Linked DNA regions of Mus musculus: all the other regions are linked to region 1. Evidence: chromatin loops called from intact Hi-C (ENCODE). Cell type or tissue: left cerebral cortex. All regions are shown on one strand. Each heading gives the region's core, and the rest is flanking DNA. Links, peaks and the distances in the headings are about the cores only.

The links. Peaks named below come from ENCODE experiments on the same cell type or tissue, not always from the same donor. Only the 100,000 strongest peaks of a DNase experiment are listed, where the experiment ranks them.
Region 2: a loop joins it to region 1, with 3 times the contacts of the local background. A loop is called at or near these places in 2 of 42 quality-filtered maps.
Region 3: it touches region 1 in a loop (2.8-fold over the local background); 2 of 42 quality-filtered maps call a loop at or near these places.
Region 4: it touches region 1 in a loop (4-fold over the local background); 2 of 42 quality-filtered maps call a loop at or near these places.
Region 5: it touches region 1 in a loop (2.5-fold over the local background); 2 of 42 quality-filtered maps call a loop at or near these places.

Annotation. Positions count from the first base shown.
Region 1 is chr6:106,333,980-106,340,063 of GRCm38, reverse strand. All of the region lies in intron 5 of Cntn4 (contactin 4), which reads right to left. Among named protein-coding and RNA genes, the nearest start is that of Il5ra, 410 kb to the left of the region's middle. In left cerebral cortex, for the core only: a CTCF peak has its summit at 3,060; DNase peaks (open chromatin) are centred at 3,051, 3,475, 4,488, 4,756 and 1 more place; H3K27ac peaks cover 3,310 bases.
Region 2 is chr6:106,496,473-106,502,556 of GRCm38, reverse strand. All of the region lies in intron 9 of Cntn4 (contactin 4), which reads right to left. Among named protein-coding and RNA genes, the nearest start is that of Il5ra, 250 kb to the left of the region's middle. In left cerebral cortex, for the core only: no CTCF peak of the experiment used is centred there; a DNase peak (open chromatin) is centred at 3,184; H3K27ac peaks cover 1,668 bases.
Region 3 is chr6:106,642,925-106,649,008 of GRCm38, reverse strand. All of the region lies in intron 15 of Cntn4 (contactin 4), which reads right to left. Among named protein-coding and RNA genes, the nearest start is that of Il5ra, 100 kb to the left of the region's middle. In left cerebral cortex, for the core only: a CTCF peak has its summit at 3,271 (motif pointing right); a DNase peak (open chromatin) is centred at 3,284.
Region 4 is chr6:106,425,489-106,431,572 of GRCm38, reverse strand. All of the region lies in intron 7 of Cntn4 (contactin 4), which reads right to left. Among named protein-coding and RNA genes, the nearest start is that of Il5ra, 320 kb to the left of the region's middle. In left cerebral cortex, for the core only: no CTCF peak of the experiment used is centred there; DNase peaks (open chromatin) are centred at 2,447 and 4,833; H3K27ac peaks cover 643 bases.
Region 5 is chr6:106,617,780-106,623,863 of GRCm38, reverse strand. Cntn4 (contactin 4) reads right to left here. Exons shown (of 26, transcript NM_001109749.1): 15 at 5,455-5,582. Among named protein-coding and RNA genes, the nearest start is that of Il5ra, 130 kb to the left of the region's middle. In left cerebral cortex, for the core only: a CTCF peak has its summit at 2,486; a DNase peak (open chromatin) is centred at 2,335.

The DNA.
Region 1 (6,084 bases), core at 1,391-5,390:
ATAGGAGCCCCAGACATAGGAATTTAATGTGGATCCTGATATGATAAAGCATAATTTCCTGACGTATTTTCTTCTGATTGGAGAATCACAAAACTCACTTCTATCACAGGAAAAGTGCTCACCAGATTTACAAATATGGCAGTCCAGAACTTAAAGGCCCTTCTGTTAAAATTCATCAAGTCTGTGCATGACTCTGTAGATTTGTAATTAGTAACCAAAAACAGGATAAAATTGTGACCTCTGCCTCCATTTTGTATCATCTTCTGCATCATAAAAAGCATAAAGTCTGGTTCAGATTCCTGTTCCCCTCTCTCTCTCTCTCTCTCTCTCTGTCTATCTATCTATCTATCTATCTATCTATCTATCTATCTATCTATCTATCTATCTATCATCTATCTATATACACACACATATATATGATAGATTAAATACATATTTGAGAATTTAAAAGCAGAAACTACCATGTTGACTAGCCTTGCATTTATCCTATTCTCTCTCAACTTTCTTCAGAACTGAATACAACCAGGTAAGAGTACTGAAGAATTTGTAAGTTCCAGTAATAGCAAGGCTTGTGGCATATCATCCTAGGATGGAACTGCTCCATACATGGGAGATATTCTCCCATGAAGAAACTTAGTGGAACCAATCATCTCTGGATGGGAACGGTGTCTGCAACAAGCAGGATCTTACTAGAGACACACAGCTGAGATAATGAACAATGGGACCATAGTCTGACAAAGTTGATTTATGCAAACTCCTTTTGCTCATTGACATTGCCCCTTCCTTGTATAGATGTATAAGTCTTGAAGTATTCTGAGGACGAGAAGGCTGCCTCCCTTGCTTCCTACTGTGACTACACTGAATGCAAAATCTGTCTTGTTGCTTTATCCTCACACCACTGTTTTGACTTGCTACAGAGGTAGCAGAGCCTGATATGGTAGAACCCCCTGAGTTAGCCCATGGTCCGAGACTCTAATGACAACACCAGAGAAGTTCTGTTGGACTTGTTTCTAAGTCAACTACATCTTTGCAATGAGAGGGAATAAGATTCACCCTCTCTCAGGGACGACTTATAAACCCTTGAAGTTTGGGAGGGAAGGACACAACAAGAAAACCCTCTCAGAACCAGAAATTTGTTTGAGGAATAGGTCAGGCTAAGATGTATAGATACTAACCCTTTTCTTCCTTTCTTCATAAATACTGAAAATTACTAGAAACATTGCTCCCAGCCAGGTCACCAAATTCCCTTTTCCAGCCAACCCCCTCCCCCCCTTTTTTTTAAACTTCAAATTACAGTTTTTATAGAGAAAAGGAAAAGTCTTCTTTTTTTTAATGAGAAAATGAAAAGTCAGTTAATCAACAAGTGTTTTTTTTTTAAATTAGGTATTTTCTTCATTTACATTTCCAATGCTATCCCAAAAGTCCCCCATACCCCACCCCCTCCACTCCCCTACCCACCCACTCCCACTTCTTGGCCCTGGCATTCCCCTGTACTGAGGCATATAAAGTTTGCAAGACCAATGGGCCTCTCTTTCCAATGATGGTCGTCTAGGCCATCTTCTGATACATATGCAGCTAGAGACATGAGCTCCGGGGGTTACTGGTTACTTCATATTGTTGTTCTACCTATAGGGTTGCAGACCCCTTTAGCTCCTTGGGTACTTTCTCTAGCTCCTTCACTGAGGGCCCTGTGTTCCATCCAATAGCTGACTGTGAGCTTCCACTTCTGTGCCCCTTCTTAGAATTGGGAACAAAACACACATGGAAGGAGTTACAGAGACAAAGTTTGGAGCTGAGACGAAAGGATGGACGATCTAGAGACTGCCATACCTGGGAATCCATCCCATAATCAGCCTCCAAATGCTGACACCAACCAATGTTTTAAAGTTTCTCCTGAAAGCATTTCAGAAATAAAATAGAGTATTGGGGATAGTCTCAACTTTCTAGACTACCCAAAGATGCATAGAAATAGAAGAGTTTAGATGACTCAACTCTACTCTTATTTATACTCTTACTTTCCCACACTAAGCATCTGTTAAATCTGAAACAAAGACAACTTATCTTTGTCTGAAAAATAGCATCCTAAGAAATCCAATAAAAAAATCACTCTGCAGTAGGTGTCACATAATTATATGCAGTTAGGGGAGCTCTCTCTCTCTCTCTCTCTCTCTCTCTCTCTCTCTCTCTCTCTCTCTCTCTCTCTCTCTCTCTCTCTCTAAATTAATCCTGCCCATTTTTTTCATATGTCTTAGATCCTGTCCCAGAAAGGCATAGTTCTTACTACTCAGGCTGCTAGCATCAAGGTGGGCAAGGGGATTATAATAGATGAAGCTAGCTTAAGGTTTTTTTCTGGAGCTGAGCAGAACAAAATAACACTGAGTCCCAGGTCATGGCTAAGTCATGGAAGCAAGGCAGAAACCCAGGTATTAAGTTGACCAGAACAAGTACAAGGGAAATGTGGATTATAATGCATGGTCATCCGATGATAACACATTCACAGAGCAGCTTCAAAGAGACAGGGACTTCTTCACTGAGGCTGGTTGCAGGCATTATCAGGATATTTCTGAACAATTATAAATATGCAGCTGAGATTGCAGTGAAAGAATAAAGGAGAGGGAAACAAACAAACAAACAAAAAAAGGTCTCACTGGAGTATAACCATTTCATAAAATGTAACCTGACACAAACTAAAACATGTAACTAGTCATTTCCTAAAGATTGTTTGACAGCCTCCTATGTCACTTCAGTCTTCATAAAGGATGTTTGTTAAAAGGCTGATTTCTCAACACCTTCTGGACTTTTTTATGAATAACAAAGTATTATTTTAGTAAATATCTCTGTTAAGTCACGTACATTACATTCCAGAATTCATATTTAAACTTACGAATTGAGCACAGAACTTGCCCCATTTTTATACCAAATAAAGTTTTCCTATGATGAAAGACACATTGCAGTTTCTTGGTCTATGTGTTAGATCATCCTATAGCTGTCTCATGAAATGAGGAACACACTTTTCCAGCACAACCTTACCACAGTGCACTTTTCTGCTAAAAATACTGCCATCTGTTGCAAACTCAGTGAATCGTTTCCTGATGAAAAGACCAGGATTGGGATACTCTGGTTTGTTAAGAGGAAAGCGAAAATCCCCAGACTCCAATATGTTCATAAGAGCTGTGTGGATCCAGGTATTGCACCTGGGGATTGTGTAGCTCCTTAATCCTCATGGCAGGTAAGAAAGTGCTGCTATTATGCTCAAGAATTTAAGACTGTGATACCCATTCTTCCTAGGACATCAAATAGACTGCCTGATTAAGCACCTGGTCTTGAGAGGAAAAAAAGACCTAAATGGCATCAATCGTAGCTTCAAGGAGATTGAACAAAAGCATAGAGCACCAGTCATCACAAACTAACTATATCATTTTAGACGTGAGTTGTATCTAGGTCACATCTGGAAGGTGGTAGAGGGTAACAGTACACATGCTGACAAGCATGCTTGTGTAAGCCATCATGGCTGCCATGCTGTAGCCTTTGCCTTGTGTGCTATGTGATCCTTAAGGATGGAAGATAGGCCACACCCTGTGCAGGTAATCCTTGGGAAGATATAGCCTTATTGAATTGAATAACATCATCTGGGACAAGAAACAGACGATTTGACTATGCTCATTTTTTGGTTCTGTCTGAACTATAGTTCATTTTCTCCTTCTCTCTCCTGGAATTGTCACCCATATGTTCCAGGAAGAGCATACACAGGGCTATGACTCTTCGGGCAGACTTTTGATGTAGAAACTCACTGTTGCTGTAAACCTCTGAGGCCAACACATCTCTGTGAATGTACATAACTCATAAATTGTATGGGTATAATCTAAGGAAATTCAAACATGAATAATGTACTAAAATGATAATCTTTTCTATGAGCAAAAAACTTTTTTACAACAGAATTATTATAGAAATGATTGGTTATCTGTCATAACACCATTACAAATATGATTTAGTGTTGTTAGTATTTATTAAGTAAATAGCAAGGGATATTTAAAGGCTCTGTGCTTGTGTTTCCAGTAGTCAATTTACAGAGTTTGTGCCAAATAAACATTCTCTTTCGTTGCTCAGTTGAATGGAACAGGAATAAACCAATATTAGAAGAGACAGATACATCTGCTTAAAGGGTGCACTGTTTCTTTTATTTGGCCTGGCTTCTACCTTCCACAGTAGTTTATTTTTTTTAAACTGTCTCAAATGAGTATTTTAAACAGCAAGACATAGAGTAGTCTAACAATGGCTGGCATATCTTTGAAGGCACAAAATGAGAGCAAATCCAAATAGGAAGTGAATTCTTGTCTTGCTGAGTCTTTGTTCTCTGGTTAACAGATTAATGTCTCTGCCACCAGACACTCTATATACATAACAAGGCCCTAAAACATATGCTAGATTTTAGAAGTTGGGGTAGGATAGGGGGAGTGTGGGAAGATAAAAGTGGCTTGTTTAGAAAAGAACTCACCATTTTGCAAGAATTTGTTGGGGTGGAAAAGAATAGCCATAACTAGGGGTGATGTAGTGGGGAGGGGGACTGTATCAGCACCTCTCTCTTTCTCTGGCCTTGACCTCATACCTTGACACTCATGAAGCAACTATCATCTAAAAATAAATCATAGGATGGTTTTAACTACAATCCCCAGTTACAGCCAGAAAGATGCACTTTCAACAAATGCAAAAATGTTGCTACTCATTTGGAGGCAAAAACTGACCTGAACTGCTGTGAGTCTATTTTTAGTCTCTGTGAATATTCATGGGCTTTGCTGCAGAATTAGAGACGCTTTTGATTATGGAGTGCTGACCTGGACTCAGCTGGGGATGTTATATAATGCTGGGCATGCTTTGTGGGTCATTTTTTTCTTTTGTAAAATGAGAACAATTCTGAATTTCCAAACATATTTGACCCAAATAACTTCTGATCAGAGTTTTGAGACCTCTATTATATGCAATCTCCAATATTCTTTGCAGGGGATCTAGAAGTGTGGAGAGACACTGTCCTGGGCATATTCCCTGCTTAATCTAGAAGTATAGATAGATGATATCTGGGTAGATTTTTTAGATAAATGTACTTTTCTTTAGGGTAGTTTGCAAAACACTCTGGAATGTACACAGGCCTCATAGACTTCTGCCTTGCTGACAGGTCCTTCCATTTTGAGCATCTTAAATCAGTGGGGTAGATATACTGTTCTTGTTGAGCCAATATTGATATGTTGTTATTAAATAAAGGCTAGATCTTAAACTAAGTTTCATTCTTTGTGTTATATATCTGTGCTTTTAGCAAATACATTATGCCACATATGTACTGATAAAATGTTGTACAGATTATGGCTCTGACAACTTTCTGGGGTTTGGTATAGTAGCTATTTTTTAAATTATATTTAGATGCATCAGTATGAGTGAGAACAAATATAGGAAGCACACATGTGTATGATTGATTGATTTGCACTAACAAGCTTAAGTTAGATATCTGTTTCTGATTTAATCACTGTTACTCGAGACTTAACTGCAAAGGCATCTCTAGTTTTTGACTGTAGTGCAAGGGCAACACATCACTCACTGGTGGTGAATCAGCCCTTCAACGCTCACAACCTATGCTGTTTGATGGCATTAAAGTTATATGCCCAGGCCCCAGTCAATTAATAGTCCATTTCCTTGGTTACGCTAGTTCTAAACAAAGTACCCCAGTTTTGGTTAATGAAACCCCACGATAGGGTTTATGAAATTACTGATATAAAACCCCCTTTCAATCTAAGATAGATCCATGAAAAAAAATTTTCCCCAAGCAATATCTTTTTTTCTGTTGTGTTTCTCAGATATGAGAGCTATTCAGTGACATTAAGCCAGTTTGAGTTGCTGTTCTTAGCTCCAGCTACATTGTTCCTAATGGACACCATATTTATGGAAGAGTATCAGCATCCAAGTCACAGACTCAAATCTCTCTCTCTTCTATTTCAGAGAGAGAGAGAGACAAAGAGAGGAGAGGAGAGAGAGACAGAGACAGAGACACAGACACACAGAGAGAGGCAGAGAGACACACAGAGAGAGGCAGAGAGA
Region 2 (6,084 bases), core at 1,396-5,395, 160 kb before region 1:
GTGACTGGGCAGTAGAGAGTGAAAGGAAGTACTTGAGGATTGCACGAGGGATCTCAGAGAGACCAGGAGAAGGAAAAGGGTCATGGAGAGAGAAGCAGGCCACCATGAGAGAGATGGACTATGAGCACATACCCACGAGAAACAGCAAATCACAAGGGAGATGTGGCCAGCATGTAAGTTAAAATAGCTCCAAAAACCTGCCCAATATATGCTTACATTTTGTAAATAAAATACCAGGATTGCGTGTCTTTTATTTGGTTAGCTGGAATTATAATTCTTACCACAATTTCTCTGTGGATAAAGGCTACATGCTATTCCAGATGACCTTATTTCAATTATCTATATTTATAATGACCTTAGTTCTTCATAAGGCTGCAGTTTGAGGACCAGGCTGGGGGAAGAAGTGGGGGCAACATGACTACGCTGACTGGTGAGCCTTTGAGGAGCTGCCGAATCAGCTATTGCCAGTGATGCTTCAAGGAGCCGTGACAGGCTTTGTGTGGACATACATTCATCTGCCTTGTGTTCTCGATGACTTTCATATATGTGACTCTTTGTGGATGTGTCTTACTTCAAATGATGCAGCCTCCAAGTAGTTTTCTTTTTTCTGTTGTAAACACTGATTTTTATCAGCATTTCCTTTCCTTCTTGTTACTTATCCCCATATAAGACTCTCTCATTTGTTATTCAGAATATTTGATATTCAGAAGCTCTGACTCAGATGCGAAAACACACCACCAGGTGATATAGCTGTGCTTTTTATCCTTTTATTTCTACCTTAGATTCTCAGTCTCTTAATAGGTGTTCGGTAAATAACTACAGACCTAAAACATCTTTCAAAGTCCATGGCACCCCAAAAACAGTGAGACTGTTTTTTTGGTTTGTGTTTTGTTTGTGTGTTTGTTTTTGTTGTTTTTAATCATCATTATACCTACTTATTAGTAAGGCTTCTCCTCCATTGTAATTGTATCTTGAGGAAGGAAAATCTTATATTTTTTTCTGAATCATTCACAAAGCCTATCTCATGAACATGAATTAAGTGAGATGAACAGAGATGTGTGACAAGGAGGAAGAGATGGGAGGCATGGAATCATTTTTAATATGGCCTATAATGTTAGAGGCACATGCTGGTTTCCAGCCATCAGAATCATTTACTACATATCCTTGTAGTTTTCCTTTACTGACATAAACTGTATAGCTTGTTTTTCTGGCCATATGGGTGTAGTTTCTTGGTTTATAGAGTGATCCATATTTATAGCTATGTAACTATGAACAAAGAGTATCAGTAAAAACAGGTTGATCCGAATACATAGCAGTAGTTACAGTACATAAACACGATTTTCACTGCTGCTTAGAGGAATGTCAGTGCATATAATGGGTAACCCCATTTTATCATCATATGAGTAAGGGAAGCACTTTTCTTCAACTATATTGCAAACGGTATTTTCGGGGTACACCTATCGAAGTTCTCCATTTAATTTGTGCTACGTCTGATAAGCTGTATTTTATTTGGCGATTTCTTCTATTCTAACTAGTTTGGCATTATGCTTTCACATCAGATGTCAAATCTGTTGCCTTTCTGTTTGGGGAAAACAAAAGGCTGCTTAACACAGAGACACATCTTTTTAGGCCATTTCTCTGACCACCTGGAAATGGTTGAACTTAATTGGTCTACAGATGGTCTGGTGGTTTACAGAGCAAGGTGCTTGATGGAATTACTTGTGATTCCATTTCCCATACTAAAAAAGGTGGGAGATGAAAGTTTAGGTATATCCACATAACCAAAATAAATAAATATACCATTGCTTAATCAGGAAACATCATCTCTGCCACACTTTTTTCCTATATTTGTTTGTTTGTTTATTCATTCATTCATTTTTACTTTACATCCTGATTGCAGTTCCCCTCTACCTGCCCCCCTCACACAGCCTCTCCCTCCTTCCCCTTTTCTTCTGAGAAAGTGGAGACTCCTCCTGGATATCCACCCACACTGACATGTCAGGTCACTGCAGGACTAGGTGCATTTTTTTCTACTGTGGCCAGACAAAGGTGGTCTATTTAGAGATCTCTATCGAGATCCAAAGGCAGGCAACAGAGTCAGGGACATCTCCCACTGCAGTTTGGGGGATCCATATGAAGACTGAACTAAGCATCTGTTATATGTGTGCAGGGGGCCTAGGACCAGCCCATGCTTGTTCTTTGGTTTGTGCTTCAGTCTCTTTGAGCACACTTCTCTTCTATATGGATTATATGATTTTCTCATTGTGTCCATGTGTAAAAATATACACTTTCCTCTATATATTTATATGAGGTTGGAAAAAAAGTCTTGGCTCATGAGAATGCACCTTCAATATTTTCAGTTCTTTGGAACTAGAGACCCACTATAGCACTTATGAGAGTTACATTAAGTAATTGAAACTCCTTCCCAAAAGGCAAGGTTTGGCTCTGTCTATTTTACAGTAGAACTTAATAGATATTAACATCAGCCATAAACTATTCCGTGTGTCTGGCAAACAGGGTTGGAGCTCACTGCAGTTAACATTGTCTTGATACTTGTTTTCATGACTTTTATAAGACTACCGTCTTCTCAAAGTTGCCTGGTGATATGGCATACTTAAACAACGATGGATTGCTTACTATGTAAGTAAAAGTTGATTTCATGAGGATATCTGGCTTGAACTTCCTGGGTGTTTATCACAGCCATTCATCCTGTGGTTGAAATCACCTCGTGGGCCTGAGGTTCTAATTTACAGAGCAGAACGAAAGCAGGAGCATGAGGATCTGCAGCTCCAAGTTGCTCCCAGGTGATGCTGCTGATGGCTTAAAGAGCACACTTAGAGCACCCCTATGCTAATTATGAGCAAAAGAAAGATGTCCCACCTGACATTAATACACCTGGCCCTTGAGCAAATTGTGGTGGGAACACTAGGAATGGAGTTCTACCAATGATAAGGCCATTGAAAGCCACAATTCTGTTGATGACCTTGTAGGTAGAGATTGCCCCACATTTAAAACCTAGTCACTTAGTAAAGGTTGATGCCAGGTCTGTAAGACGATAGGATTTAAGGAACTAGATCACAATTTACAGAATATGAAAGTGAAGCATACCACATGCTGCTCTTGTTTAAGTACAATTTGCAGAGCACTGTGCTGGCAGAAGGAAGCCAGTTTGCAAAACTGTGTGCCTAAAGATTTTTTGCCAACGCCAGCCTTAGCTGGGATCTGTGCTTGCTAAATTAAACCACAGATGGAACGAGCATTTACTAACTTCCACTGAGTGGGATTTTCTACTGAAAAAAAATAATTGCCAAAATTATTTTGGAAAATGTTCTCACATTGACTTTCTTGAAAAACAAGTCACATGGTATGCATTCCATTAACTGAAAAATATTTGGAAATATCTGATTATTCAGTACAAATTCCCATGGCTAAGTGTGCCATTGTGGCCTTTAAAAAAACCCATGCTTTTATACTTTCTTTTTTTTTCCATTTTTTATTAGGCATTTAGCTCATTTACATTTCCAATGCTATACCAAAAGTCCCCCATACCCACCCACCCCCACTCCCCTACCCACCCACTCCCCCTTTTTGGCCCTGGCGTTCCCCTGTACTGGTATGAAGGAAAATCTTATGTAGTGTCTGAGGATCGGTCCTGGTTTCTTTCTGTTGCTGATTTAAAACCTAAAATCAAAAGTGACTTGGACAGCAACAGCTTTATTTGGCTTACAAAAAAGCAAAAACAAAAACAAAAACAAAAAGAAAAACAAAACAGAATAAATTCTCATCACAGTCTACTATTGAGAGAAGTCAGGGCAGTCCCTCAAGCAGAAACAGAGGCAGGAACCATGAGGAACACTGCTTACTGGCTTGTTCAGCCTGCTTTCTTATACAATGCCAAATGACCTGCCCAGGGGAGGCATGATCCACAGTGGTCTAGGCCCCTCCCACATCAATCATTAGTCCAGAAAATACCCCTCCTCAATGCCCATGGGCCAATCTGATGGAGTCAGTATTTTAGCTGACGTCATTTTTTCCCAGGTAACTCTGGCTTGGGTCAAGTTGATAAAAACTAACCACCACAATATCTCAAGTGTCACTACCCCCAAACCAACAGAATAATTCATACTATATTGAGTGTCTAAACAAAACTATCTCCTCACTGCTTGAGAGAGCTAAGGAAGAATATCATGTCTTACTATTAGGATTTTGGAATGGTTTCAAAAATCAATAAGAAAATGAAAATAAATGCATTGTCTTAAGTAACATCTATACCTCCTTTCTTCCTTTTTCAACAGTTCAGATGGAGAAAGAACATTTTTAGAAGGCTGTCTCAGTACATACAAAGACTGAGTAAGCATGGATTCCTGCTTTGCCAGAAGAGTGTCTGGTTACCTGAATGCATGAAGTAACTTGCTGTGTCCAGTATGTGAAATTGATTATAGGCTATGCAAAGCTAATATTGTCTCTTTTAAAGATACTCATAAATACTAAAATCTTCATATTGCGTTTAGTAAATTCTCTCTCTGCATATACTAACCCTAATTTAAACCTGTAGAGGTGCTGTTGATAGTCTTTTCATATTTAATGATTGCATCACAGTCACGTAAGTCAGCAAGACTTTTTAAAGAAAGGTCAGAGAGCACAGGATTCATTTGGATTTTGTTGACAGAAAGTCTAAACTTTCTCAATGTAGTTTGGAAACAGCTATAGAGAAATGTCTATCAATGGGCAGGTGAGTGTGTGCTAATAAAACTTTAATAGTAAAAACAGGTGGTGGGCCCAGAAGCTATAATGGGCTGACCCTAAACATTGAGAAAAATGGACAATAGTGATATTTGAAAGAACAATGTAATCAATAGACTATTAGAACAAGAGGATTCAAATAGTTTAGCAAATATGAAAAAACTAACTTTTAAGAGTAAAAGCACTCTTTAACAAGCAATAACAAATTAGATAGCATGGTCAAAAACAAAACACTGTTTAGAATACAGTAGGAATGATAGAAAAATCTAGAAATTATCCTAGAATAGCCAACTTATTTATGCAGAAAATTTTAATTTTATCTATCTAAACAGGCTACAAGCAGGGCTTGCCTGAAGAGTTTGGCAGCACTGAGTGTCTTCTTCTGGGGACTCTTTTCTCATTTTAGGTTGTCCAAGTCTTCCTAAAAGATGATTATCAAGACTGTGCAAGCATCCCTCAAATGCAAGCTGTCAATCTATACATAATTCCATTCTGTGACATTGGAATATCACTGAATGTGAATCATGAAATAGAGCCTCACTCTTGTTTCACACTTCAACTAGACATCTTAACTATATCATTTCTGAGTACAGAGAAATGTCCACATTCTTACTGGCAAGCTTACAAAGGGTTTACTCATTCAGTATTTAGTGGTTCAATACATGATTAAAAGTTTGGGGCCAACAAGATGGCACAGCTTGTAAAAAGGGCTTGCTGCCAAACCTGACTGAGTTGAATCATTGGACTGACAGGATGAAGTAAAAGAAGGGACTCCTGTGAGTTCTCTAATCTATATATCCCCAGCCCAATAAGAACATAAGTAAAAAATAAAGCCATTGGCTCAAGCCAACATTTCTAGGCAGTACACCTCTAGTACTTTATTTTATCCCTAGTTTCTCCATCTGTTATTCTTTTGTTGAGAATTCAGTTTTATAATTCCAATGAACAATATAACTAGAGCATTTGTTAGTCTGGAGTTCCCTAAGGTTATGTTTCAATGGGCTGAAAACTGGGTCTTTTGACTTCCTAGTATACTGGCCACCATGAACACTAAGCAGATGCTTTCTATCTGAGTAGCCAAATGACCATCCAAGACCTTTGGCCCCCATAGACCTGAAATGGAAGTGGCTGAAATAGAGGTCTGAAGCTGACTGCCAAGTTCCTAAGCTTGTCAAACCTTCAGAATATCCACAGCCATTAAACTCTATTAAATCAGATTAGCAAAGACAGCTTAGAAAAATGTCTCACATCCTTTAGTCATTTAGATGTTCTCATCAAACATGTTTTACGCCCACAGATCCTCAACTGTGATGTTGTTAGAAAATTAAAAACAAGACACGA
Region 3 (6,084 bases), core at 1,333-5,332, 310 kb before region 1:
TGTTTCATTTTGTTTTGTTTTTTAAAAAAAAATATTCAAAACACATCATACCAGGGATTAAAGAATGGCTCATCTGCTAATGTGCTTACTCCACAAGTGTGAGGACTGTCATTAGGTGGGGGCCAACCCCATGACTTCCAGCACACAGACAAAGAATAGGATCCTTGAAGCAAGTTGACTAGTCAGACTAGCTAGATCAGCAAGCTCCGGGTTAAACTGAAAGACTCTAACTCAGATAATAAGGTGGAGAATGACCAAAGAAAATACCCAGTATCAATCTGTAGCCTTCACACATACACACACACACACACACACACACACACACACACACATACACACACACAAATGCATGTGCTTGCAAACATGTGCATCCATGCACTTGAGAACATGCATAATGAATGAATGCATGTACACACATATCTACATGAGAAGAAAAGTAGAATAAAATGCACCACCAAACACTAAAACTTAAAAGACGGTTAACACTAATTGGAGAGCAGGTACTACTAAAAAACTGACCTTTTACAATACTTATTCTAAAGAATAAACAGAATTGACTATTCCACTAAAATTTAAACAATGAGTTGATATACAAATAAATACTTATTCTCAGGGGCTTAAAATATACTTAGCTTTTAGAGACCTATTCATCCTTAAATAAATGAAACAGAATTCATTTTCTAATTATTGAACTCTGTTGGGTCATTATTTGTATGGTCTTTCTTCCTCTCTTCCTTCCTTCCTTCCTTCCTTCCTTCCTTCCTTCCTTCCTTCCTTCCTTCCTTCCTTCCTTCCTTCCTTCCTCCCTCCCTCCCTCCCTCTTTCCCTCCCTCTTTCTTTCTCTCTTTCTTTCTTTCTTTCTTCTTTCTTTCTTTCTTTCTTTCTTTCTTTCTTTCTTTCTTTCTTTCTTTCTTTCTTTCTTTCTCCCTTTCTCTCTCTCTCTCTCTCTCTCTCTCTCTCTCTCTCTCTCTCTCTCTCTCTCTCTCTTTCTTTCTTTCTTTCTTTCTTTCTTTCTTTCGTTTTTGGAATAGTGTTCTTCTATACAGCCTGGCCTGCACTGGTACTGCCCTTTTGCCTCAGCTTCTAGAGTGTTAAAATAACAGGACTGTGCCACTACTTGGCCACTGTCTTATATTCTACACTGTAACACTCACACTAACTCTTGAGCATGTGTCGTTTGTGTTGTATAAGATGATGTCAGTAAAAATGAGCATGTTGAGTGTATACACACACACACACACACACACACACACACACACACACACACACAGAGCACCCATGCACATGCTTAATTTGCACTACTCTCTTAGAGCTACTTAGAGGAAATAACCCCTTCTGATGGAGAACTGAAAGGGCACATGAGATGGATGAAGTATGAAAGTATTCCTTGAGAAATCCATGCAAGTTTTCCTTTTTCACTTTGTTTTATTATTGCTATTTACAGGTACAAATTCCATGCTCCCACCCCAACCTGTAGAAAACAGAGACATGATCACATCACAAGAAAGAAAAGAAAATATCTCTACAGTGGAATCCTGAATCAGAAAGAGTACAGCCCTCCCCCAAAGGATGTAGGGTCTTCTGCCTCTTTGGCAGCAGATTCTCCATTTTACCTGAGCAAGGCTAGCCTACAAATCTAGATCACCTTCATTCACCACATGGTAACCAATTAAAGACTCCCTTTGAGTAAAGCTCTCCTAACTCTGCCCGGCTCCGACAGTTGCTCCACTCCTCGAAAGCCATAAACATCAAAAGGACAAAATGAAAGCTGCCCAATGAAAAGCAAAGAGAAGGTTCCTTAGACAAGCAAGAAAGGAATGCTGACTGATCAGAATTGCCCTCATTTGCATGACAGGCATTGCATGCGGGGTGGGGGTGGGGGGCAGAGGGGCCTGAGGAGGAGTGCAGGACACTCACTGTCCTATAGGTTTTTTCAACCTGGTGACCTAAAGAGGGCAGCAGTGTGTAAACCCTTTCCTGAATCCAGGTGTTTAATTGGTGCCTTGGTTCTCTGAGCAATGAGATATAAAACAAAACACCCCAGTCAGGCTGAATAGAAACTGGAGACTCCTTTGTAAAGCAATTTGTAAATCACCTCTGAGAGAATACTTATGGTCCATTATCAAGGAGCTGAGAAAATAAATACAAAAGAGAGCTGTTTAATAAGAGTGACTGGCAGAAATAGAAATGTCACCAGCCAACCGAGGGTGGCAAGTTTGTTGTACAGCAATCACTCTTGTGATTATCAAGGTTAGTGAATTTTCCGGGTTCCAATGTGGAGCAGAGAGTGTTTACTTACTACAAGAATAGAATTGTTTGAAGGACACCCCAACACAGTTGGTTGTCTCTAAAGTCTTGGCTCAACTATTGTGATCAAGTTGTTTGTTTTTAAGAAGAAGTTATAACTTGTCTGAAAATCATTCATACTCGTACACCCACTTACTCTTACTCTTGTATGCCACCAGGGAAAGCACACCTCTTGCTTTTAGAATTGCACAGTGTTGGAGTCATGGGGTCTCTCTGCTGGGATGTCTTTCTAAATGCAAAGAATTTTCTGAAGGTCTACAAGCCTCTATGATCAATAAGAATACTCTTTTTAAATCAGACTAGCAAGTAAGTAACTAGGAATGGGGTGGAGAATTGGCTAAATATATCACCTCGGTTTGACATTTTCTTTTCCAAGCTTTCTTCATGGTTTAAAAGAAATGACAATCTAAAAGGATATTCAAAAATGCTTCTCAATGACAAATTAAATAAAAGAACATCTTTAAGTTAAAGTATAATTAGAACCACTCCATGACATCCCTTCGATTGTGATGGAACATTAAAAAAAAAGATTCATACACATTTACATCAAGTAATGATTAGATATTTTTTTCTGTTGAGGAAGGAGGAATTATAAGTGTGTTTCTTTCACTTACAACACATCAGTAATTCCCCCATGAGTCACTGGGCAAAAGGGTTCCCAAAGAGTCTCATTAATCTCAATAAAATAGAGTGGTTCACATCATAAGCAACACAAAAATAAGGCACTGTGAGCTCTTTGCTGATTAAAGAAATACAGTCTTGGTTGGGGGGGGGCATTTACTGCATCTCATGCTACAAAATAAGAGAGCATTTTGCTAGACTCCACAAGAAATGGCACAGATTTCTTGAGACAATAACAATGAATTTGAAGACAAAGCTTTTGGCTTGCCTACAAGCAAAATAACACTTGAGCACCCATGCTCATTCACACCCAGGCTTCACTGTAAAAGAAGGATGACATCTCAGACAGTAGATGGTGCTACAGCCTCGCAGAATGAGTCCACAGCACTTAGTTAGATCTGTTTAACCTGCTCCTGTCAGCAATTTTCTGCATGTTTTCAGTTTCTTGAGTTTAAGGTCTCCGGGAAAGAGATGGTAACGCTTCCATTCAAAAGCACACGTCAGTGTGTCCTTATAGATAGGGGAAGAGGACAGTAAGAAACTCACAGAGCTTAAGATGGAGGCTATTAATTCCTTGGTGGGCATTATTAGCTGGCTTCCCTTTATTTGGCATGGTAAGATTGATTTCTAAAGCTTTCTGTTATACAGAATCCTGACCAAACCCACATACCCCCAGCAGTCAGGTCCACTCTAGCTAGCTTATCTTGGGGGCTTGTCTGTAATTCCAGTTAATCCTATTCTGGGATCTTATAAAAAGAAATCAACTATTAACAACTTCTCAACTCCTGGCGATAGCTAGAATGCCTCGTTGGGATGCATGCTGGACAAGACATCATCATGAATTGAGCTAATGAGACTCTTCTTCCTGTTGTGTTCTCTGCTTCAGAGAGGACTCTGTAAGCTTTCTAGAAACTTGATGGAGAATGAAAATCAGTAGTTTTCTCATTTAAGGGTCTGTTAGTGTTCTAAATTTTGAGAAGATATCAATTGTTGGAAAATGCTCTTGTAAGCCTGGGCAAGTCTCTGGAGTAGGGTTGAGGGTCACTGCACAAGAGTATACTTGTCTACACCAGAAGAAGGGGAAGTTTTCTTTTCATTGAGAATTACTGACCCAAAAAGAAAAGAAAATCAATGGAAGGTCAGAGCAGTACAAAGCAACTTAATTCAGTTTATTTTCAGAGTGATGTTACAACTTTCCATGTTTTTAAAACTAGGTGGAGGAGACATAAAGATCTGAAGGTATGTCAAACATTTAAAATTTCCAGTAGAAGATGGCAGGGTATAAAAGGGGGTGCAAAGATGATCAAAGTGCATTATGTTGATACTTCAATCAAAATGGTGCCTGAAATTTAAGTCAGAGTTCAGCCTTGACCCAAATCTCATAGGTTCCAAATCTATATTTAAGTCACTTATAAAGACATATGGCCTTTGCTATTATTACAAACAAAACACTCCAATTCCATGCTATTGCTGTCTGGAAATACTGAATAGAGGTAGAAAAAAGAAGATAGACTACATTATCAAGAGTTATTAAAGGGCAGAAGAAGACATAGCTACATCACTAGGTCTTTATTAACTGAAAACATAATTTTCTCATTTTAGAAACATGCTAGTTACTTAAATTCAAACAGGTTACCTTTGAAAGTTCATAAGTATGACTGTATACATATGTGTGTATGCCTTTAAATATGTGCATTTATTGATACATCTTAGTTGAAAGGCAATTGCATACTGAAATTTCCCACTAGAACTCAACAGCTTATCATTGGTAGAAAAGACAGTAAGGGCAAAACCACAGCTGAAATTCTAACAAACATGTACACGTTATTTGTCTAATTGATGTCAAGTCCCTGGTGTCAAGTCCCTGGATGGATCCCCTAGGCTGCATTGAAAAAAAAAAGTGAAGAAGATTTTGCCAATTTGCAACATTTTCTGATAAATTATTACTCACAAAAATGTAGGTAAGAAAACCCAATTCACTCTTTAGATCATTCATAATCCGTTTATCATGCAGGCCTGATATGCAAGGTGTATGGATCTACTTACACATTGCTCTGTAATTTATAAAACACTTCCATTTATCTTCTGCAAGAAAAATAATCTTTTGTTTTGTTACCATACTAGGACCAGCTCTTTTTTATAACTCCAGTGGGATTAATTCATTCGAGGCTACAAGGTACCACAGGAACCAATAGAACACTTTACCATGGTGGAGACTCCCAGATAACACATGGAGAGTGAGATATCCTTTACTGGAAACAAGGTCATAGCTCATTCACACATGGTAGCTGGTGGTTAGAATTCAGGAGGCAAATATATATATTAAAGAATCAGTTGGGGTTGATGACAGCTTTTCTAAAAGTGTCATCACAAAGAACTTTATTAAACTCATAGCCTGGTGTCTAAGACTCCAGTTGTCAACTCTGGGCACATAGCAATGGTGCATCAATCACCAAATTAGAAGTCATTTGGCATCTGTGATCTGCAGTTTTCAAGGTGATGGCATTTGGCCTTGTAGGGGGACTATGGAATTTTTATGAATCATTGTGCGGATCAACGGATTTTTGATATGCTTCATAAACCCTGTTACATGGTGTGAGATACACATGATAGTATTAGTGCTGGTACCAAAGATTTGCCTGGGAAGAAAAGGAAACAGTTGTTTTGAGAGTTAGAAGAGGGTGACATCTAAGGAAAAGAGCTCTGTCATAAGTCATTGTTCCAAGGGAGCTGCTGGCTGCTTAGTAAGAGCCAGGAAAGATGACAAAGTAATTTCTGGTTCAAGCATGAATGCTCAAGTATAGGAGTTTATGTGCAATTGCCAGATGCTTCAAGCTAGCCGCTAAATCCAAAGACACTTCATGCGCCAGCAACATTCTGGCATTTCAAGCCAGAGGGCTGCATAAATGTACATTCCAACAGGAAGAGATGTCATGGGAAAATTACTCAAAAGAAGTAACTGAGAAACTGATGAGAAAGGCTATGGACTCGAAAAGAATCTAAACCACTGGCAAGAGAAGGAAGTAAAATCTGAGTGCAGACTGGGACTAGACAGATGGCTCAGTAGCAACAGCTCTTGCTCTGCATCAGTGAGGATCAGAGTTTGATTTCTTTATCATATAAAAGTTGGGTGGGATGAGAGCCTTCTTGTAACCC
Region 4 (6,084 bases), core at 925-4,924, 92 kb before region 1:
GAGGAAGAAACCATTAGTGAGACTGGCATGGTTGAATGGGTTTCCAAGTGTGAGTTTATAGCAAGAGGAAGAATTGCTTAATGGTTTATCACACTGGCTTTGGAGTCAGAGGCCTCGTGGATGAGCTCGTCATTCACTCCTACTCCAACTCCGCATGATGTGGGTGAGTTCCTTAATCTCCTTGAACTTCAATTTTTTCGTCTCTAGTATCAGGTCAATAATTCCCATCTCATATGGCTCTCTGAAGATGAAAATGATGTGTGCAAAGCACTTAACTCACTGCCTGCTCTAAAGTCAGTGGTCTGTAAATACTAGTACTACCATTGCCAATTTTGAGCATCAAATAAAGGTCTACATCAAGTGATGTAGACTGGGGGAAAGTGAGTTTAAATATCTACTAGAGTGACATTTGTGTTTCAAAGTCAAAGTTTTGTTGGGACATAGAACACAGACACACAGAGACACACACAGACACCTACACACATGCACACACAGACACACAGACACATATACACAGACATGCACAGACAGGCAGACAGACAGACAGACAGACAGACAGACAGACACACACACACACACACACACACACACACACACACACCATCACCAACACCACGACCACCACCATGCTGATAAAACCTCAAACATAGCCTCTTTTGCTATGTTTTTAAGCCAAGACTATTCACCCAGTTCTTTATCCCGTCCAGTCTATGGGCTGAAATCATCACAGGACTTAAAATGTTGTGGCTTCAGGTAATTTCCTAGAAGCAAATCTTTGTATAATATTGTGGTCTAAGAGACACTGGACTACTTTTCAACATGAAAAATGAAAAATAAAATAGGAAATTTTCTTCCTTACAATCAAATGTGTTTATTTTTTTTTTTTTTTGGAAGAATTTCTTTGAGATACCATTTCATACAGCCTGGGTGGTCTCAGATTTGCTATGTAACTGAGGATAGCCTTGAGCTTATGATCTTCGTACGTCTATTTCCAGAGAGCTGAGATTGTGTACATGTGCCTATGTCAGGCAATTTTGTGTGGTGCTGAAGAGCCAGGGCTTTGAGAACACTAAGTAGTCACTTTATTTACTGAATCACATCCATTGCCTGCCCTACTGTGCTATTTTTAATCAGAAATAAAAATGTATCATGATGAGCATTTCATCACTAAGCATAAAGCTTTAGGAGTTCATCCTATAATACACGAGTGTGTATCTATGTAGGTATATTTACATATACATACCACTGCTTAAATACATTCAGGTATACTAGTAATCATAAATGATTGCTAGAAGCACATGTATCTTACTCTTGCCTTTTTTAGGAACTAGAATTGTACTTTTTTATGCATCTGTGTTTGTCTATGTGGAGTATATACAAATGAGTGCTGATGTGTGCAGAAAAGGCAGTTGAGTCTCCTGAAATGATGGTTACAGGAGATGGCGGGTGCTGGGAACTGGACTCAAGTTCTCTGTCAATAGCTCCTCAGCTAGAGATGAGATCTTTTGAATGTCATCCCCATGCTGGCATGTTGACTGGCTGAATCTTCCTGGAGGTGCTGGACTAATATTGAAAAGTAAACATGTTTTCTGGTCATCTTTATATTGATGATATTTAAAGAGTGACATAATTCAATCAGGTTGATACTACGCAGCAAGTCAGAAGTAGAACTACAAATAGGTAGCATATGACTTTGGGATAGATATAAAAGCAATAATAAAATAAATGAAGACAAGTTTAATAATCCATGAAGTAGTTGGGAAGAAGAGGCAGAGCTGCAGAATTTGATGCAGGAATTATTACAATGCGACTAAGAGAGAGAAGCGCATGTGAGGATGGCCAAAGACACATTTTCCCAGGGCCAGTAATCCAGCCTTTAGTGAAACAGGCCATTAACCTATTCCATGTTCCTTGTAACATTACTACTTTGGTTTTTGTTTACAGGAACAACACTCCAGCAAGCCTCAAAGACTGCATATTCGGTATCTCATACCAAGGAGGAGGCTTCTGTGGGTTACTTTAGTTAACTCATTGTTTTCATAAACAATACCTCTTCAGAAGAATGTAAGGTCAGTTCTAATGAGCCCACACACAGACCTTAAACTTATTTTTTATATCTATTTCTTACAACCACTCTGTGAAGTCAGTTCAATTACTCATGCCACGTGAGAGCATGGAAAATACCCAAGACTACAGACGGAACACAAGGAAGAATTTGAACTAGAATACAAATCTTCCCAACACAGAGCCCATAATTTAGCCTCTGTTCTACATTGAATTACATAACAGAATTAAAAGTATGCATCTGATTGTTCACCCAGTTCTTGTGACACTCACACTTTCTTACCCTCAACTATTACTTTCTCAGCTTCACAAGAAAATGAAGTTTGCTTTGCTGCCCTTTTCTCTGAAAGTGTAAGACTTCCCAGGCAGCTATTTTTATTTCTCACTTGAGTTTGTTCCTTCCCTTCATCTCTTTGACATACTCTATTTTATCTAGACCTTTGTACTATTTAAGAAGCCAAAGAACAACTCAATTTAAAACACTTGAGCTTCCCTGTGTGCTCCATAAAAATGTGCACCTATCTAGCCCAGGAGGTCACTGTGATTAGCTGGATGTGGCATCACAAATAAGGCTGTTCTGCTTTAGAGACAGGTGCCCTCAAATGCAAGCTGTTATTACCAGCAGTTTTCCCTATAGGAGCTCATCTCTGTTCACATATCATCCTGCACTGGAGTGTTAATGGTTAGGCAGCTGCATTCTCTTATCTTTGGTTTCACACTAACACAATACAAAGACAAACAGGAAAATAATTTGAACTCTTGAATTTCAAACTAAAACTTGGGCTCTTCACAGTGTTCTGTAAGGGATAATGGGGAGCTGACCCCCTGCCTACATCACTGAACTCACTTTTTGCTACTTTCTCTCTTTGTTATTTTTACTGTGATAACTATGTTTTCCTTTCCAGTCTTCAGGAGCCTTAAGGCTGACCTTATCTTTGGACCTCTAAGTATGCCAATGTCTTTATTTGATGTGGTCTTCCAATTTGAGCATATCACAGTGTTGCTAAAATTCTTCCCTGGAAGAAATGTAAAGCAAGGTGACCCCTTCTGCTAAGACCCAATAGCAAACCAAGGCACAGTTCCTTCAAATTTCACTGTGAGGAACCAGTAAGTTTTGTTGGGCATTCTCACCTATGTGAGCTGGTAACATACAGGGGTGTGGCCACTTCTCCTCCAGTTGGCAGCATCTGTATTGTCTTATCTAGCAGTAATGAGGGCTTCCCAGCCTCCATATAGCTGCTCCTCCATTCCAATGAAGAATTGCCAGATGGTAGGGAGCAGCAGATACTCAGAAGAAAGTTGCTTGCCCTATTATGCTTCTCTATGTTAGGTTGTAAATAATTGATCATCTCAGTAGTGATAATCTTCTAGAAGGGGAATGGATCAGAACTCCCTAAGAAGCTTTGGTTGGCTTGAAGGACAGTCACTCATGACACATGGTTATTCTTTGGAGTCTAAGTCAGATTTAACTTTCTCAAAAGACCTTTTCCTGCTGATCTAAAGAGGATCTTGACTCCAGTTAACCTACCATATCTTTTCTAGATTACTTCTTCATATTAATCATCAGGATCACTATCCACTCAATCTTTATCAAGTCTTCCAATTCAATGCATAAAACTATCTGCCAAGTTGGCCATCAATGGGAGGAGAGGCCCTTGGTTTGGGGAAGATTCTATGCCCCAGTACAGGGGAATGCCAGGGCCAGGAAGTGGGATTGGTTGGTTTGGGGAGTTGGGATAGAGGAGGGTATAGGGGACTTTCAGAGAGGAAAGTAGGTAAGGGGATAGCATTTGAAATGCAAATAAAGAAAGTATTTAATAACAAATGAATAAAACAAATTAAAACAAAAAAACTATCTGACACCGAACTACTAGGAGTAGGGGACACTTAGCACATGAAATAGTAACACTGCTTTGCAAAAGAAATACCATTACTTTCATCCATCCCTCCTATCAAACAAATGCTGACAGGACCAGAACACAGACTCACACCAGGGATTTGAGGGGACCTAATGCATTCACAGTTTCTATACACTAGTCAGTGATATACCATACATTTATATGTTCTTTGTCTAGTGTAAGAATTCTATGGTACACAAAGTTAGGCTCATTACAGCCTTTATAGAAAGAAACATAAATCTTCATTTGGATATTCACTTCATAACCTTTTCTTTTCCCCAGTGAAAACTATAACCTGCAAGTTGCAATCCATTGGTCCTGTCTCCTAGATGAAAAGGCCACCTTAAAAGCAAATGAGACACTAGACCAAAGGAACACTAGAATGATTATTATCTGAAGAAAAGGGTGAAAAGTCACGTGTCAAGAGACTATGACAAAGTCAGTAACCTATACGAAAATCCTTGGGAGTCTATTATAAATGGAGATGCAAGAGTCACAGATCATGATCAAACCAGAGAGTCTACCAATCTACCAGCCACACAACAGCTCATAGAAAAGCATCTCTTTAAAGTGAAATGAATCCCTTTATCCCAACCGTGCTCCTTCTGTGACTTTTCAGTTGTAACTCTGCCGGAGATACAAGCCTGGGCTATGCATTCAGGGTCAAATTTGCTTTGCAGTTAATGGAAGTACGCCAGAGGCCTTCGGTGGGAGTGGTAGGCTCTGGCTTCCTGCTCAGAAGTAAAACTAGAAACACATTGGTTCATGTAACTTAACTTTCTCTAAGTTCCATCCTTAGAAGTAGGCCCCCCTCCCCCTTCAAGCAGCTGTGGTGCCCAGTGCTGAAGTGCAGAGGCAGAAGTTGTCAGTTTCTGGAAGTCTTTCAGCTTGGCCAAGAAGCTTTGCTTCCAAAATAAACAGAAATTTCCATGTAACATACTCAGTTTTAGGACATAGAAACAATAAAATGGTGATTGCTGACTTATGAAAAATATGCTAGTCATACTTGAATTCATGTTCCTAAGTAGCTGGACATATGTGGCCTTAGAGTTATTTTAGGCAAATCAAGGCTGTGAGAATAAGCAACTATAATAAGTTTCTTGGGACAGTAGGCACTTATCTGCTGTGCACTGGTTGAAGAACACTGAAGGACAGGAAAAACAAGGATTTGTACAGAAGGAAATCTCTCAGATGAGGAGCAGCTGTTATGTATGTTGAATTTAAAATGTTTCAGAAACTTTAACCATATATTTTTATCTCATTTAATTACAGTTTTGAAAATAAAACCATCATCAACTCTCCATGCAAGCTCTGTGTTTATTCACTGAGTATTTTGATTTTGCTAAGGGTGCTGTTTCACGCTCTCATTTTCATAAGGAGGAATCTGGATGCCAGGAGCTTGCTATGCTAGAAACAGATAAATATGTTTATGCTTTTGCACAATGTCAGAATTTTTACTGAGTAACAATAACTTACAATATCCAGTGGTCTCACCTACACAATCTGGCCAATGTGAATGAATGCAGGACCTTTTAGTCTGATCTTAATTATTAATATTTACTCTTATAACATAGATCTATTCTGGATAGGTGGTATTTGACAGCTGGTGTCATTTGTAAGTCTGACCAAGAGACATAGTCACAGTCCTTCAATATGGGATCAAAAGCTGCTTGTGAAATTGTCTCCCAGGGCAACACATGGCCTGGAAACTAATTTTATCCAGTATGGAATAACTTAGAGTAAGTCATAGTCTGATCGTAACACACAGAAAAATTGTAGTGTGATAGGCCTCCTAAAGATTAGAAATGACACCTTTCAGGTTACTAGCTCTTAAATATATCTTATGATACATGACGCCGAGTACAGAGGCAGGAAAGGAAGGAAGGCAAGAGAATAAGAAAATCTAAGATTATCTCTTCATACTATTTAGTCCTCATGTGGGTTATTTGGCTGAATCTGGAGATCCAATTTATACAATATCTGCTGAATAACTGAGACATAAAATTTATTAATTGTATGTACATGGGGTTTACATGGGGTTCGTCATAAAATCGAAGTCCAAAGAAATGACCAAAACATGCACTTAAACATTTAGACAAAGCAACACTTCCACAAAGGCATG
Region 5 (6,084 bases), core at 804-4,803, 280 kb before region 1:
TGAAGTAATTTTTTTTTGTGGTTTTATTATGATTGTGATTCTATGTAATGACTTGTAATGACTTAAAATAAATGGATGAAAAGAACTCTTAAAATTCAGGTGAAATGATGTTAAACTGTTATGTTGGCCTATCTCAAAAGAAACATCACTGTATCAGTAAAGGAGCAGCCTAGGAAAAGTGTAAGGCAGAAGTCCAGCTAGACTAGGCTGCTCACAGTGAGAGGTTTGTGTGTTAAGGAACCCCAGTGACTGTCCTTCACGTTGTAGGATCTTCCTAGCCTACTATTTTTTGTTTTAATTATATGAAGCTCCACAAATCCTGTAGAATTAAGCTAAATGCATTGTTTACTGACTGGCCAAAGTTATTGTTCTGTGACAGGTGATAATCTATTGCCTCTCTGTATTTTCACTGTATGTCCAAATTATGATTCACTCTGATGACTCTGGGGTGAGACTAATGAATGTCTTGGGAAAGAAATCTCTCTACCAATTGTAGCTAGTCATCAGATAGGAATTTCCAGTACACAAGATTACCATAAGGTGCAAGCAGAACTGTGTATGGTCAGGGTAGAATATATATATATACATATATATATATACATACATATACATATATATATACACACACACACATATATATATATACATATACATATATACACACACACACATATATATGTCTCACACCAATCTTTAAAGGATTATTTAAGGAAAAGTTATCAAAAGAAAGGATCCGCCTATATACAAAGGATTGAACAGTAAATATTTAAGGCCATGGAGGCTAAAAGGCAAAGTTAATGTTTTAACCCAACTTTTTAACTCTACAATCTTGCTACAGTTTTAAAGCACAGTCATATAAACAAAATGTCTGCCTGACTTCTAAATATACTTTATTTATAAATATTGAAATATTAATTTCATAAAATTTCTACATTTAAAGATATCATGTTTCTCTCCCCTAACCAGTTGAACATGTGACCGCTATTCTTAGCTTTGGGGTAGACGTCAAAGCAGGCAGATGGCTGGATACAACCCACTGGTCGTGGTGTGCAGACTCAGACATTCTCTAGCTCAGGTAAGGACAAAGATCAGTTGCAATTCTCATTTGACATGCAGTGTTTTTCAGGTCTTATCCTTCAGTGAGATGATGCAGAAGGTTGGGGGCAAGGCCTAGAAGACCTGCATTCCCGTGAAGTCCTCTAACCAATTTTCACTTGCTAGGGGACATAGGCAAAGTCTTTCATTTGTAGGAGGATGCCTGTCAAAGCATAGACTGAAACCACTACCCACAGTTACACAAGTTCCCTTTGGAGGTAGTGAGACAAGATGACTGTGGTAATCATACCCATAGCCTAAAAGCCTGCATTTTATGTTGATCCCTGGAGGTGATCAATAGAAGATAGGGTTGTTATTACCATGGTTATCTTGTCCGTCCACACCCAGACAAACAACCTCAGGTACTCTGCCTTAGGCTTGAGAATTAAAAAGATTTGTCATATAAAACCTGTGTAGCTAAGGCACCCACCATGGAAAAGAGCACAGTGCTTGCTACCTCTGGTACAAAGATAAAATGTCAGTGAGTCCAATACTGCATGTATAGGTAGCTGCCATCCTCATAGTTCTTAATAACATTGATAATAATAAACATATACCTCCATTTAAAGGGTGCTTTCTGCTAGGATTGGGGAGTCTGACTTGAGAAGTGTTCTTGCTTAGAGTCAAACAGCGAACCAAATTCCAAGTGTACTACAACTAGCATAAAAAATAAAATCAGCAAAACTTAGAAATTCAGACGGTAGGAGGATAATCAAGAGTCTCATGGGCACCTGTCAGAATCCTGCAGCCTGGAAGCCTGCTCATGCATAATTTGAATATTTATCCCCTAGATGGATACTTGCCAGGGGTTTATTTCAAACCTCCTGTCTCATGTAGAGAATGTGTCCTCGTCTCCTCTACTCACTGATCTCGTGTCTGAAAATATCTACCTTCAGCCTCTCTCCAAATAACTGGGCCAGAGGTAGTGAGTAAGAGAATTGAATTTTAAACGAGTGGTTAATGACACAATTATTGTAAAAAGGTTAGGAGGAAAATGTGTTCTGATGTCTGACCTTCCCAGAGTTCTAATCCCAGACATATGAAGAGATCAAAACGAACATAAGCACATTTTAAGGTTAGAGAGCATCTTCTCTGATAAATCAGTCTCTTTGTAGATCTGGAAAGTGAATTAAAATATGGCAGTGTGCCATATTCCAGGCTAAATGGCTACGGTTGCACTAAAGGTGTGGGCTTGGAGCATTTGCTGGGGGACGAGCACATGGCACAGTTCATGCTGAGTTCAGAACGGTTTTCCTCTGCCTTTATTGTGCTTTATGGAGCAGATTTCTCGACTGTATTTCTCAGCTTATTTTAATGTCCTTGGTAGAAACTGGCAGAATAGACAGTCTTCACTACACATGGGCACTACTCCATAATACCACATGAGGGCTTCCTAACCACTTTGGACTGTACTTAAGGTAACAGGATTCTTATCTTTTGTGACCCTCCTGACCAAATGAAGTTCATAGCCTCACCTCCATATCATAACAGCACAGGAATCAGAGACCTGGGTAAGGAAGCTGATCTATCTGAGTGCCAGTGACCAAGTCCAGAGAGACCATTGAAGCACATGAACATCCAGTGGACGGTGGGTTTCTATGCTGGGACAACCTGAATTTAACTGTTTATACATGAGCATGTCTGCCTTTCTCTCTTCAAATTACCCACGTTCCTCCTCTGTCAGGCCTTCCTCTTACTCATATTGTTCTTAAAATTTTAGTGTGTGTGTGTTGTGTGTGTGTGTGTGTGTGTGTGTGTGTGTGTGTTTCCTGAGACAGTGTCTCATGTAGTTCAGGCTAGCCTCAAATTCTCTCTAGAGCCAAGACTGACCTGGCAACACTGACCCTCTTGCCTTAGCATTCCAAGTGCTGGTATTATAAGCATGCAGAAAATCTGGAGGACTTTGTGGGTATTTTTGTATGTACAAATATATATATGTGTGTGTGTGGTATACATATTTATATGTCCAGGTGGGCATGAATGTTGTACACATGTATGTGAATTTTGTAGGCAAACCAGATGCTGTTCTCTGGGAGCTGCCCACTTTATTTTCTTGGACAATGTAGGCTGAATGAGCTGGCTAGGGAGCCGCAGAGATCTTCCCTGTCTAGGAACTACATGTATATGTCACCAGGTAAACTATTGTTTTCCCAATACATATCAAAACACATAAATGATTACTAAAGTTAGAAACACTTAACTGTATTTATTATATCTCTTGTATTATACTTAAGGAATTATTGGCCATGCCTTATTAGATAGCAACAAATAAATTAGTTTATGAAGATAAGTAAAAGTTATTATCTCAGCAATATTTATATCTATATGTAATATGAGGTGGCCATGATATACTTCATTCTGGTATATTTGGAAGCTTTACTCTGTGATACTAAACAATAAGGCAGCAGAGAATTAAATGGTCGGTTGAGAATAATTTCTTCATCTTTCTGGTAGTATCTCCAGAGTATGCACTCTGATGAGAAGATACCCCACTCTCCACAGTGCAGCATGGAAATATGATGTCTATGGTTGTATGTCTATAACCTCTTCCCTACTTGCCTTTTAAAATTACTCTACTGGGTTAGAAACTTCATTAAGTGTTCAATGATATAGAATGTGTGATATAGAATGTCATTTTATTATAATATAAATAACAACTACATCAGGAACAATAACAACCATCACTATTCTCAGGCACCCATGCTTGCCACTTAATGTGGATCATCACAAATGCAGAAACCATGTACAGAAGCCAGCATGGCTATTATCTCCATATAGGCTACTAATCACATTCAAGGTCATAGAGATAATAAGTCAAAGAAATGAGATTTAAGCCAGATCTTTTCAACTTTAATCCTGGTCTTTAATCATAACTTAACATGGCATGCTAGTATTCTCTTATATCTGCATAAGAGGACCATCACTCTAACAGGGATGGACTTGACTAGTGCCCATCTTGGAAAGCTTGGGCTCCCTATCTTGGTCCTAGTCAATCACTAAATCTCCTCTGGTAGCTGACATATCCATATATTACCAAAGGTCTCTAGATGGAATTCTATGCTATAAATATTAGCTAGTGCCTTTTTCCTTTGCCCCGTGAAACAGAGTAAACCTGCAGGCAGATGCCTATGCTACTGGCTCAGAGAATTAATAAACCAAAGTAGTTGAAGTCCAGATAAATACAGATCTACTTCTAACTAATGTTCTCTGACTCCCAACTCTCCATCTTTATAGATAAGTACACTCATGATAAAAAGGACTTTCAAGATGGCAGCAAACTGTCAACTTCCAATGACCCTGACATATATAATTAGGTGAACTTTTTTAGCTTCATGCTTAAGTTATAATTGAGGTAAATATTCTTTCTGAATATTTTAACTTGCCTTGGGCTGTCTTACTTCAGAGAGGAATCTACAAATAGGTCAGTAAAAAAGAATATGAAGCAATTCATCAGAATGCATTGAGTATCAGCAGGAAAAAAAAAATGGTCTCCAATTTTACCAGTAGAACCAGGGAGAGCTTGGGTCAAATTTCTGGCCTTAAGTCTTTCCATTTGTGGTGACCTTCAACAAGTCACCACACTGACTGTTATTTTTATTAGTCCAAGCGCCACTGAGTACCCTCGCAACTGAAAAATCTTAAGACCGACTGTGCAAGACAGGAGGTGATAGAAATTCAAATGAAATGTAAATTAAGATCTCATCCTTTACAATTCTCGGCACTTCCAGCAATGCCATCAACCTGGTGTTGGGACAGTCTCACATCATATGCTGTGCTTAGAGCATAAAGGACTTTCAGTCATGAGATATAAAGCACCCAGACTAAGAGATGAGGGACATTTTATTTCCTTCAAACTGACAAGGTTGGCTGGGTGACTTAAGCAAAGCACACAGGTGATCAAAACCCTTTATTACTTGGAGAAGCCATATCCATATCTCTGAATACCCAGGGCAGCTTTTTGTAAAACTGCCAGTGTCGTTGCTTAAACAATGTTTGCTAAAAATAGTACTTGAATCATGGGTTTTTAATTTGTTAGCACAGGGTTCCTAGACATGAATTTCAAACCTATAGAGACTTGAAAGAAATTTAATTAAAGGACTGCAGATAACATTCGTTACAATACTATAATAGACACAATGGCTGTAATTCTGAAATTGTATTGGACGATGCTGAAATAAGATAGCCTTTCAATCATATTCATTACCAACAGTTCTCGAAGAATTGTTAATCATATCATGCTTGCTGTGATGAATTAATCTAGCAACAGTGATATCTATACATATTAATATGAATGCTGCCACGTCTGGTGATTCTATTATTAGAAGTAAAGGCACACGGGTTCTTTGAGTTAGCCATTACCTTTCACAATCACATTCCCAGTACTGCTGGCAGTTCCAAAATGGTTCGTGGCTATGCAGGTGTAACTTCCAGCATCAGATTTAGTCACATTGATGATTCTGAGGTTCCCATCTTCAGAAATGGTAATTCTGAAAGCAAAGCAAATAAGGAAAATGTTGTGATGTTTATCTCGTGAGAAACTATTTCTGTCATTCTGTTGCCTTTCACACTATAAATCATAGTTACATCATTTGACAGCCTCGTCTGTTTTTAGGAAGTTTGTCTACATATGCATAAACATCATTGGGATGTGCGATATGTTTAATACTTCCACTCTTTTTTCTTGCTAAAAACAGTCTCAGACTTTGGTTAGAACAACAATTATGAATATTAGATTGGTTGTAGGCATTTCTCTTTCCGTGAGAACAATGCAAAAGGAAATCTTGAAGACCACCACTAGTTTTAAAACTGCTAATAAAAAATTTAAAACGGAGGTTGAGGAGATAGCTTTGTTGGTGAAATGCTTGCCGCGGAATTGTGAGGACATGGGTTCCCTTTCCAGAGCCTGTGTGAAAAGGGCTGGGTTGGGTGGCATGAGTTTGTAATTTCAGCAGTGGGAAGGCAGAGCTAGATGAATGCCTGAGACTTACT